Regions from separate parts of the Mus musculus genome. Here region 1 is linked to region 2. The links are chromatin loops, found by intact Hi-C in ENCODE. Cell type or tissue: gastrocnemius. All regions are shown on one strand. Each heading gives the region's core, and the rest is flanking DNA. Links, peaks and the distances in the headings are about the cores only.

Region 1 (5,596 bases), core at 1-5,000, 830 kb before region 2:
GTATATTTGATGTACTTTTATTAATCCTGACATGATTTTGAAGTTTATTTGGAAGCATGCATATGGTAGAGGAATTTGTAAAATGCTAAAAGTAAGGCTAATAAGAGACATTTGACCCCACTGAGCTCTCAAGCATATTATAAACATAGGATAATTAGGATGGTGTGGAACTAAGCCTAGAAGAGGCAGGTCACTGGACGGGAATAACAGGCACAGGAAGATATTCAAATATATAAGGAGACCTAGTATGTTATAGAGGAGGCATTTCAAACCATATTTAATTATCAGCCCTGGAAAATCTCACAGGCCACTAAGAATAAAAATTGAATTGAGTTACTAATACATTTTCACTAAAATAAATGCCAAACTGATCAAATATTAAAGCACAAATAACCCCGCCATAAGCTAAGAATTTGAGTGAGAAAAACCTCACACTTTACATAGATTTCATGACAGTAATGCAGTTCTTACAAACAGCATATGAAATTAACCATGTAGAAAAGTGATCAAGAGGCTAGGCAGGGTGGTTGGTGGCACATGCCTTTAATCCCAGCACTTGGGAGGCAGAGGCAGGCGGATTTCTGAGTTTGAGGCCAGCCTGGTCTACAAAGTGAGTTCCAGGACAGCCAGGGCTACACAGAGAAACCCTGTCTCGAATGCCCCCCACCCGCAGCAAAAAAAAAGCAATCAAGAAAATTGATAGAAAAAATATAAAAATGAATATAAAAATGTATGCAATCCATTGATAAAGAAATCTAAATCAAAGACAATTGCTTCTTCTTTTCTTTCTTTCTTTCTTCTTCTTCTTCTTCTTCTTCTTCTTCTTCTTCTTCTTCTTCTTCTTCTTCTTCTTCTTCCTCCTCCTCCTCCTCCTCCTCCTCCTCTCCCTCCTCCTCCTCGTCATCGTCGTCGTCTTCTTCTTCTTCTTCTTCTTCTTCTTCTTCTTCTTCTTCTTCTTCTTCCTCCTCCTCCTCCTCCTCCTCCTCCTCCTCCTCCTCCTCCTCCTCCTCCTCCTCCTCCTTCTTCTTCTTCCCAGAAAACTGACAGGATGCAAGATTCTTGCCCATGGTGCAGAAGCTGCCAGTTGGGTATGCTGACACTCTCCTGGGAGGAGAGAGGTTCCATTCTTTTGATTAGTACTTGGTGACAAGTGTGGTAACTGTAAAAGGTACACCACTTTAGTCAAGGAACTTTAACTCTAGAAAAGCTACTGAAGTAGGAAACATTGATTTATGGACAATGGTGCTCATTCTAAAGAAACTAAGTTATTTATCAACAAAATTATTTGAATCAACTATAGTTTACAATGCAATCCCTTAAAATGACTCAAAATAATGTCTATTCAAACACAATAATGATACATTTGGTAATGTTACAATAATTACTTCCAGAAATGTTACAAATTAAGACAGAAAGTACATGCACTGTAAAATGTACTAAAATGTTATTGGCAGTTATCACTCCTTAATCAGATTATTGTTGAGTTCTGGGCAACATGTGTTTTCTTTCTTAACATGGTTTCTTTTAGATGACTACAACTTTCAGATAAGAAATTTAGGTAACATCCAGAAGGAAGCTATTTTCGTTTCTACAATGAAATAAAGTGTTTGTTGCTATGAAATAAATATATTTTGTGTCTCTTTTAGATCTAGCTCCTGGAGGTTCTGACGATTGGATCTATGATTTGGGCATCAAATATTCGTTTACAATTGAGCTCCGAGATACAGGCAGATACGGATTCTTGCTGCCTGAGAGATACATCAAACCCACTTGTGCAGAAGCTTTGGCCGCCATCTCTAAAATAGTTTGGCATGTCATCAGGAACACTTAATGCCCTAACCTCCGCTCTCATTATTTTTATTTTATTGATTTCAGCAACACTTAACTGTTGCATTAGCTTCTAAGTTGAATCAGTTTCCTTGGTTTTGTTGAAGAATAAAAAGCACACTACTTTGAGCTTAAGAGTGAAAATGGCCCCCTGTGTATTTTAACATTTTTATTTTTATTATTTTTATTCTAAGAGGTTAGCTACTGGTCCCACCCCACCGTCCCTTGATTTATGATGAACAGCTATCTTAAGCAGTTTTAAGATGTACTGTGTGTGTGGTGGGGCGTGAGGGTGTGAGTTTAAGCACCAGGTTTATGCTGGACCCCCATCAGAGGCCAGAAGAAAATGGGGAACCGCTGTTACTGAAGGTTACAGAAGGTGGTCAGCAGTCACGTGGGGGATGGGAGTCAAACCTGGTCTCTGAAAGAGCTGCAACCGCTTTTAACGGCTGGAGCCATCTCTCCAGCTCCTCCTAAGCAACTTTTACCCTAAATCTACGGAGATCATTGGATCCAAGCAGGAAAAGCAAAGGCACTCTGTAGCACCTCAAGGGTTTGCACCCTAAAATTTTAATCAGTCTCTGCTCTTGTTCTTGAAAACGCAATCCGTGCATTTCTGCTCCAGCTTCAGGCCCAGGCGGGGGACGGGCGGTTGTCAAAATCTGCAGCTTCGAAACGCACCAGGCTGGTGGTTACTGCCGAAACAAAGTAGCACTTTATGCGATGGAAAACGGTGAAAACCAGAATCTCAGTCAACTGAGAATCTCCGTCCTCCCACGCTGACTCCGTGTCCCCAGACCTTAGTAAACAGGCGTCAGGAACACACTCCGCACTGCCCTCGCGTCGGACGCGAGGGGGCGTGGTCTGAGAGGGGCGGGGCTTACTCGATGACGACTAATCTGGGGGCCGGAAGCTGCCTTGCCTGCGGAGGAGTCGGGCAAACTCGCGACTTCCGTCGGCTTTTAGATGCTGCCAGTGTAGCGGCCAGGCAGAGTTGTGGTCTTAGCGTTGCTCTGCAGTGGCTTCTGTGCGTCTCTCGTCTCGTGTCCGGAGCTCTCCAGAGCTGGGAGAAGATCCGGGCGGCTCCGCTGCTCCCTGTTCCCGGCGTCCGCCCCGCTTGAGGAGGGCCGGCCCCTGGGAGCCGCGCGTGCACGTCCTCTTGGTCGTCCTCCCGGGGCCGGGCGCGGGGACAGCCGGAGCTGAGGCGTCAGGGACGTCCTGAAGACTGCGCTTACAAGGGTGCTTGGAGAGGAGGTAAGCGTTCGGGGAGCGGATGGGAAGAGGCGTTGGACCCGGCTCGTGTGGGCGTCCTGCGCTGTGGCCTCCATCCTCGCTCGCCTTGTTCTGTGCTGCTTGTGTTTCTGAACGCTGTTTGAGCATCCCACCCTTGACTCTGCAGAGGCTCTTGGTGTTAGATCTGGCTGTTGCTCCAGTTGTGATTCTGCAGTCTGTGTCAGGAAGCAGGCGGACTCGGATACCGTGGTGTGGTGGTCGCATTTGTGTGTGGTGAAAGGATGCAGCAGTTGTGTTTCTTGGATTTAGAGTTGCCTTCTTCACGTATTCCAGATCTATTGAAGAAAGGAGAGTCCTTTTGATTGTTCCTGGTCTTGCTTATTTCCCGGCTGCAGTAAATACTATTGGGAGTGTAGGAGTACTGTTTTATCTTTATACTCCCAGGCAACGGGAAGCTGGAACGAAAGGAGAAGATATATCTGGCAGTATCACTTGCTAAGCAGGTTGACATTTATGTGGCTGGAAAAGTATTCAGAGTTGAAGAAAATACTTGGATGATATTGGTAGGATCTTGCTTGTGAGAGGCAGTATCTTAAGTTAATTCGTTTTATTAGGAGTCTTCAGATAATTTGAACTCTTTCAGTTATGGGCGTGCACAGTCTCTCCTGGTTTGTGAATTTCAAAAAAAAATAATTTGAAAAGGTTGGACCTTTAAGTTTGGCATTTAAGGGTTTAAAAGTCTGTGATATGTTTATTTAGTTAGTCCAGATCACTATGCGGCTCTGCCTATATGCTTAGTTTTGCTATGTAGTACTTAACATTACTAGCTTTAGAATCCAAACAACAATATTTCGCAACACAGACGTATAAATTTTTAAATAACCTCCAACTTCTTAGTTAGATTATATCAGATGACAGTTTCATCTGGAGACTTAGCAAGCTGATGTAGGAATGTCACAATTTCTGTGCAAACGGTTGTGCCCTGAAACTTGAGTTTCAGTGTGAGCATCTGGTAGGATGTAGTTGATACCAACACATAGGGGGTGACTCAGATACCTAAATGTGCAGAAACTCAAATCCCTTCTGGAAAACGATGTTTTATATGCCTTCAATCATCTCTATACTTCTAATACATAGTGCAATGTAAATCCTATAAAAGTACTTTATGCTAATTTTAAATAATGTAAATAAGGTTTGTACACAGTGTAGTTTTGGTTTTTGGGTTTTTTGTTGTTGTTTTGTGTTGCTTTGTTTTTGTTTTTGTTTTCCTGGATATGTTCAATCCAGGGATACAGCTTCTTTATTTGCTTTCTGTTTACTGGTGACTTGGAGTGAACACTAACCTTTATTCTGAGTATATTCTCTGTTCTCAGCAGGCCGTATCACCCTGAACACCTGATCTCAGAAGCTTATCTGGATTGGGCCTGATTAATGTCTAGACTGGAGACACTTACCTCAGTTTAATGTCTGTAATATAAATTTAGAATACTAAAGCACAGTATGACTTTTATATCAATACATTATATTAAGTCATTAGTGTTAATTTATATTGTATTAAGCATAAATTTTGAATTTAAATCTTGGTCTTTTTTAAAGATACATATATGTATTATATGTATATATTACTTATACATATACACACACACACACATATATTTAGCTTAACAGGATTTGAATCCAAAATATACCTGGTTTTAAACATTTAGGATAAGGGAATTCACAATTAGCATATTTTTTATTAACAAAATTTAAGAGGCCTTGAAAGTAATTACTTATTCAAGAAGAGCCACCTCTGCCATGCTCCTTTCTCAGCCAGGTTGATGGTATGGAACTCAGAGTATATTGTTCCCTGAAGAAGGGGAGCAGTTCTCATATTTGAGATGTATTTTCTCTTAATAGGCTCAGTATTATTGTCCCTGAATTTGAATTTTCTTCCTTTTTTTTTTTAATTGAAAGGAGATGATGAAAGTTCCAAATATTTATTACACTCCAGAGGAGACTAGATAAAGGAAAACAACTGCATAGTCATTTGGTTTTGATAACTCTTGTATTTGAGAAAGATGGAAGAAATAGGTGGTGATAGCCTTAACCAAAGAATAATTTGAATACCAAATGGAGGAACATCTTCAGGCAAGAGTCAGTTTAATAATAAGTGGTTGGTTTACAGTCTCTGATTGGAAAGACATTGGCATCTACAATTCTGGTTCTTTATGTCTGATAGTTCTCTTCCACTTTGAAATACTCATATCTGTCTCATTAATGGTTTTTGACTTTTAATCAAATTTAAATTCTACTCTTTTGTAGTATTCATCTTTCTTTGTGAACCCAGCATTTAGGATGGGAATTTTTGAGCTTTCAAAACATCAGTGATTACATGGTTTTGAGTTAAATGGCTTAATATATGAAACAGAATTTTTTTGGTGTATTGCAGATTATATATTTATTTTCTGACAAATGAGATTTTAAACTATACTATCTTCTGTGCAAACAGAAAGCATTTATTCGTGCAAAGTTGTAACTGTGTGATTACTAGTGT
Region 2 (6,212 bases), core at 682-5,681:
ATGTGGGAGTGAACAGAAAGGGGGGTCTTTGAGTTGGAGTGGATTTAAGACAGCATGGAAAAGGGTCTTTTCCTTCTGGCTGAGGAGGAAGGTCATCTGGGTGCTTTCTCTGCCTCTTTGAGCGAGTGGGCTTTCACCACAGTGTCTGACTTCGGAATCTTTACTTGGTAATTCGAACAGCAGGGATTTTTGTTTTTAAAACAACAGTGTAAAGCTTGGTTTATTATATAATTTAGTGACTTACTTTGCATTTGGACCAGTGTCCTCTTCTTCAGACTCTTGATTGCCTTCTTCAGATAAAGAACTACTGTCCTCGTCACTGTCTGAGGAGTCTGAACTGCAGCTTCTGTAATTAGGGGGCAGAGCTGGCCCTGCAACTGTGAAAGTTTAGATGGATGTGTTACAGCCCTTTCACCAAATCCTCCTGATGGAAATGGGTCTTTTCATAGCCACAGTAGGCTAGCATTTACTATGGACTTATGTCTTCTAACTATCTATCCACCTACCAACCCATCCACCCACTGAGGATGTATCAGTAAATACAAAGAAACCAACGTAAAAAGGTCAGTCCAGACAAAGTGCTTATATTGAAACTTTAAAAACATGTGTCTGTGTGGAGGGGGGCAATTTGGAAGACAGTGGCCAGGGCAGGTCACTCTGACAAGGCATTTGGTAGACTTAAGTGACAAGACAACAGTGGTCATACAGCAATCCAAAAGAACATTCTAGACAGGAAGAGTCAGCAGGAGAGAATACACTATGTACTCGCCACCAATGCTGGAGGCTGAAGAGGTTGTACTTCTAATACAAAGGAGGGAAAGGCTGCAAGCTTTGGAGCTGGAGTCTTTGGCTTTGAATCTGGACTTTGCCACTTACTAACTATATGATTGTGTAAGTTAAACTGCTTGTGTTACTTTGTTGCTCTGTAAAATGTGGCCGATAAAGTTTAAATCTTAGACCAGGAGTCCTCAATAGAAGGAAACATTGAAGAATGTTACAGAGATGAACCCTGAGGGCATTTATGAAAAGTGCTACTTATAGTAGCTGACACCATTTGTAACACACATACCATCCACCATCTTTTCTTATACAGTTGATGGAAGGGTTAAACAGACAGACTGTTTGAGCCCCACACCTCCAAGGTACTTAATTCAGCATATTCACAATACAGAACAGCAACTATTAAGAACTGTGGGCAGGGAGATATGGGGGGTTGTTGCTCAACTTTCAATTCCAGAGATGAAGTGGTAGTGGCAGCTACACAAACAGTATGAATATAACTAATGCCACTGAAAAGTATGCTTTAAAATAGCGAATGTAATAGATCCAATAAATATCTTATGATAACATGAAAGAAAAAACCTAGTGCCTTAGTTAGGGTTACTATTGCTGTGATGAAAAATTATGACCAAAAGCTTATGTCAAGCTGACAAAAAGACCACTAACCAGCAATAGCAACACCTGCATATCTGTGTTTACTGATGCCCTAGTCACAACACAGAGGAAGGAAATGAAGCCAGTCTAAATGTCCATCAACAGATAAATGGATAGCAGAAATATGGTGTAAAATACACAGTGGGATTTTACTCAGCTGTAAATAAAAATGAAGTCACAAAAGTTCTAGAAAAGTGGATATAACTGGAAAGTGTTCTATAGTGAGGTGACCCAGTTTCAGAAAGGCAAATACACAGTCCTCTCTGATGTTCATACAAGTGCATATTAAGTGGGCTGAGTACGGATATAAGCTATGAAACTAGAAAAGAGATTATGAGGGGGTTAAAAGAGGTATTGAAGAATAGGGGACACACATGAGACACAGAAGGGGAAAGGAGGTTATGGGAGATGCCTGAAGGCTAAAAGAGATAAGAGGGGGTGGGAAGAAGAATTAACAAAAAGTTTTGTTTAAAAAATGACATAATTCGGTCTTAAGGATGGCTCAGGCAGCAGTTAAGAGTGTACACTGCAGAGGCCCCAAGTTCAGATCTCAGCACCCACATCTGGAGGCTCCCAACTGCCTGTAACTCCAGTTTCAAGGGTCCACACAACTCCTGTTCTCTTCAGGTACTTGCATTCACACGCACATACCCACACACAAACACATGAATATAAATAATGGAACCTAATGCTGTGTATGCCAATTTTACAAACTACAGATCAAGAAGACAAAAGAAATTTCAATAAGAAATAAGCAAAAGACTATCAGAGCACAGTGGTAAAAAGATAATAAAAAATTAGAAAAGTGTTCAATTTAATTTCTCACAAGAAAATACAAGTTTAAATTACTACAAAATATGGCTTCAAAACACCAGATTGAAAAGACAGAGGAAAATGATTAGGGAGAACATGGAACAATCAGAACTCCTATACTCACTGAGGGCTTTGGTAAACTGGTAGGATTCTGAAACTGAGGGTGTATAACAGAGGAGATAGATAGACGGACAGACAGATAGATACACATGCACACACATACACAGTGCATAGTGGCACTCTTTGTAAGAGTTAAAAACAAAAACAAAACCAGAATCTACCCAAATGTCTGTTACCTGTACAATAGGTAAAGAAATTGCAGGGGATTTACCAAATTGAATTCACTCATACTTCTTCAACCTAACTGGGTAGAAATTTCCTTCCTAAAACAAAGAATAAAGGGAATTTTTAAAAATAACGGCACTAGAAATAAGATCTGGAAGGAAGAATCTGCCGGAGACATAGTCTCTGGGTAGCCAGAAAAACAAAGTCAGATCAACATTCTGTCAGTTTTGTTCTTTCCCAAGTAGAGTCAGCGCCGGCCTTCAAACTGGAACAAACACTAAAGCCGGAAAAGCATGAAAGAGTGTGCGAGGTATTGATGTGGCATAGATGCATGTTAAGGTTGCAAGACACAGTGAATTGGTGGAGACTGAGATATCCACAAATTAGTTGAACAGAATGTGTTAAATATTAGCGTAACTGGGGAGAGGAAAACCCGGAGGAAGACGTGACAATGCTCGGGAAGGTGACGCTTAAACTGGTATATGAAGGACGTTTTGTCAGGCATTTAAGTACAACCATAGCACCCCCAAAAGTCTATCGTCAAAGCATAAACTCGAACTGTGTGGGCACTGGGCTGCTGTGTAAGATGGAATGATAGAATGAGGTCGGGAAGTCAGGCCGGGGAGGAGAGAGGCACAGGATCTTTGGCAAGAGTCTTGTAAATCTGAAGATATAGAGATACTAGGTTCTAACTTGGGCTTCATCACGGACTAGCTGCGTGTCTTAGGCACCGATTCATCAGCCGCTGTCATCATTTGTAACACATGCACCATCCATCATCTTTTCTTATACAGTTGATGGAAGGGTTAAACAGACGACCGGACGAAGATTGATCAGTTAGCACAGTCCTATTCGTAATAATAGCAAATTGGGACTGTATAGTCATTTTAACGATGATCGGGTCCCAAACACTCAGGCGTTGCCCAGCTTTTCCCCCAGGGCGGACCGCGCCCACTCCACGGTGGTCGCCAGTCCTTCCCGGGAGTGCAGACGCCCGCTGCTGCTTACCCGGGCTCGGGTCCCGTTCCTCGTCCTCAACTGTCGCGTGCTCCTTGAAGCCTGGCGGCAGTGCCGGCCCGATCAGGTCCCTAGCCATTCGCTGCGACGCACAGTCGCTCAAAGCCCAAGCCAACCTGCACACGCAGTTTAGCTAAACCCAGGCTGGACGGTGTAGACCAGGATTTGCTGCAAGGCCCGAAGGTTTTTCCGGCTTTGTCTGATGACGTAAGCCCGCGATGGGCTCATTGGCCAGATTACTGTAACGGAAGTGACGCTTAATGATAGTTCCACAGTTGCACTTTGGGCTCGCTGCTTGCTAGGTGGCATGGCTGAACCGGCACCCGCCGTGTGGCCTTCGGCCCCGGATCTGACTCCCGCGCCCGGGACTCCGAGCGAAGCTGCGCCGCCGCGGGACAACTGGGTGTACTGGGCCATGCTGCCGCCGCCACCACCTCCTCTGTCGTCCCCAGTGGCGGGCTCGGAGCAGAGCCGGAAGGGACAGCCTCACGTGCTGCCCCAGCCTCCCTCCGGAGCGCTTCCACCGTTCGATGCTCAGATTCTTCCCGCGGCGCAGCCTCCTTTCGATGCCCAGGCTCCGCCCGATGCTCAATCTCAGTTCAGCGGCCAGCAGGCCTGGAATTTGCAAGCCTCCACGCCTTGGTACTGGGGATTGTCTCCTAATGGTTTTTCCACGTACCACACGTCTTACCAATCTCCGGGTAAGCTGCAGTTCCTAGTGGCCCTACTTTACTTTCTCTTTCTTTCCTCTCCCAGCTTTCTCTTTTTATCTCTCAGCTTTGCGCTGTAGTTTTGGAGGCTGGTAATGAGTATTCAAAATGTGTCTCACTAGGTTTCCTGCCACCTGCTCATCCAAAATTTTATTAATTTAACCCAACTATAAAACTGGGGACTACTTGCATAGCAGTAAACAAAACATACAAAAATCCATACCTTTTGAGAGCTTCCTATCCCCTCAGTGTAGGAAGACGCGATACAGGAGATAAAACTAGGTATTAGGAAGTAATGATTGTATGTATGCATTAGAAAAGGATTGATTGGGGGGGAGGTGGAGAAATGGGTTGGCGATGAGACTCTATTGCTCTTGCAGAGGACCAAAGCTCGGTTCTCAACATCCACACTGGGCTCTCAACTGCCTGTAACTCCAGCCTCAGAGGAGCCGATAGCTTTCTTCTGGCCTCCAAGAGTACCTGCACTCCATGCTACCTACACAGTTTTTGTTTTTAATCTAAGAAAAAAATGATCAATAAACAATTGTACCTTTGCAATCTTAAATGAAACCCTCTTTTCTTTTTTAGTTACACATTCTTATTTTCCACGATCACATGATGCAAAATTCAATTTGCCTCAAAACAGAAAACAGAAAACGAAGGTAATTCCAAGATGATAAATGTGGCCTTTTGAACTTGAATGTTACTGCTCTATATATTAAGTTGTAACTGTCAGTGTTTCACATCTGTGGTGGACATGGAGAGCTTTACTTGGGTAGTATGTTTAAGGAACTTAATTATAAGTAAAATGTTGAAACAAAATAGTATTGAAAAATAAATGATGAAATTATAGGAAAAGAAAGAACATTAAAACCGTCTTGGTGCCAGGCGGTGGTGGCTCACACCTTTAATCCCAGCACTCGGGAGGCAGAGGCAGGTGGATTTCTGAGTTCGAGGCCAGCCTGGTCTACAAAGTGAGTTCCAGGACAGCCAGGGCTGCACAGAGAAACCCTGTCTCGAAAAAACAAAACAAAACAAAAAACAAAACAAAACAAAAAACAAACAACTGTCTTGGTACAGACTTAGTAGGGGTTATGCTTACAAATAAATGTGAGTGTTAAAACCAGTGAAGTTTATTTAAAACCTAGGGGTTGAAGAACCCGTTCACAGGGATTGCGGATCAGATATGCTGCATACCAGATGTTTACGTTACAGTTCGTGACGGCAGCAGAATTACAGTTATAAAGTAGCAGCGAAAGTAATTTTAGGGTTGGGGGGGTCACCAGAACATGAGGAATGTATTAAAGGGTTACAACATTAGGAAGTTTGAGAACCACTAGTTCAAAAAACTATGAAGATTGGGACTGACAGCTGGAACTTTAGGAGAAGACTGGGAATCCCAAGTTTTTCTTAACTGAGTTGGAAGCCAAGCCAAATTGTAATAACAAATCTTTTATTTTTCATAATCTTGCTGTTTTTTGGTTTTTGTTTTTTTTTGTTTTTTGTTTTTTTTGTTTGTTTGTTTGTTTGTTTTTTCGAGGCAGGGTTTCTCTGTATAGCCCTGGCTGTCCTGGAGCTCACTTTGTAGACCAGGCTGGCCTCGAACTCAGAAATCCACCTGCCTCTGCCTTCCGAGTGCTGGGATTAAAGGCATGCGCCACCACGCCCGGCATCTTGCTGTTTTTTGAGACAGGATTTCTCTGTTTAACAGATCCCTGGCTGTCTTAGATTCAATTAGTAGATCAGATTCAGCCTGCTTCTACCTCCCTTCTAGTGCTGGGATTAAAGGTGTGAGCCCCCATGCCCAGCAATCTTGGCTGCTTTTTAGTGTAGAAGAATCTGTGAAATAAAAGCAGAGCGCCCCCCTTCCTTTTTTTTTTTTTTCTTGTTAAATTCAAGCTATAATCTAATGTTTCTAATTTAGGAGAGTTTATATTTACCCAAGTTGTGTGC

The links. Hi-C counts contacts between places; a loop is a spot of excess contacts. Peaks named below come from ENCODE experiments on the same cell type or tissue, not always from the same donor. Only the 100,000 strongest peaks of a DNase experiment are listed, where the experiment ranks them.
Region 1: it touches region 2 in a loop (5-fold over the local background); 3 of 42 quality-filtered maps call a loop at or near these places.

What each region holds. Positions count from the first base shown.
Region 1 is chr14:75,281,585-75,287,180 of GRCm38, forward strand. Cpb2 (carboxypeptidase B2 (plasma)) reads left to right here. Exons shown (of 11, transcript NM_019775.3): 11 at 1,647-1,971. The coding sequence ends at 1,831. Zc3h13 (zinc finger CCCH type containing 13) reads left to right here and starts at 2,782. Exons shown (of 19, transcript NM_001359875.1): 1 at 2,782-3,081. It overlaps Gm35679 (a long non-coding RNA gene), which reads right to left and starts at 596. Exons shown (of 3, transcript XR_874823.2): 1 at 1-596. In gastrocnemius, for the core only: no CTCF peak of the experiment used is centred there; DNase peaks (open chromatin) are centred at 2,227 and 2,709; H3K4me3 peaks cover 2,421 bases; H3K27ac peaks cover 1,782 bases.
Region 2 is chr14:76,107,077-76,113,288 of GRCm38, forward strand. Gpalpp1 (GPALPP motifs containing 1) reads right to left here and starts at 3,739. Exons shown (of 8, transcript NM_026177.3): 1 at 3,541-3,739; 2 at 245-377. The coding sequence starts at 3,628. Nufip1 (nuclear fragile X mental retardation protein interacting protein 1) reads left to right here and starts at 3,815. Exons shown (of 10, transcript NM_013745.5): 1 at 3,815-4,250; 2 at 4,848-4,921. The coding sequence starts at 3,857. In gastrocnemius, for the core only: no CTCF peak of the experiment used is centred there; a DNase peak (open chromatin) is centred at 3,775; H3K4me3 peaks cover 2,555 bases; H3K27ac peaks cover 1,708 bases.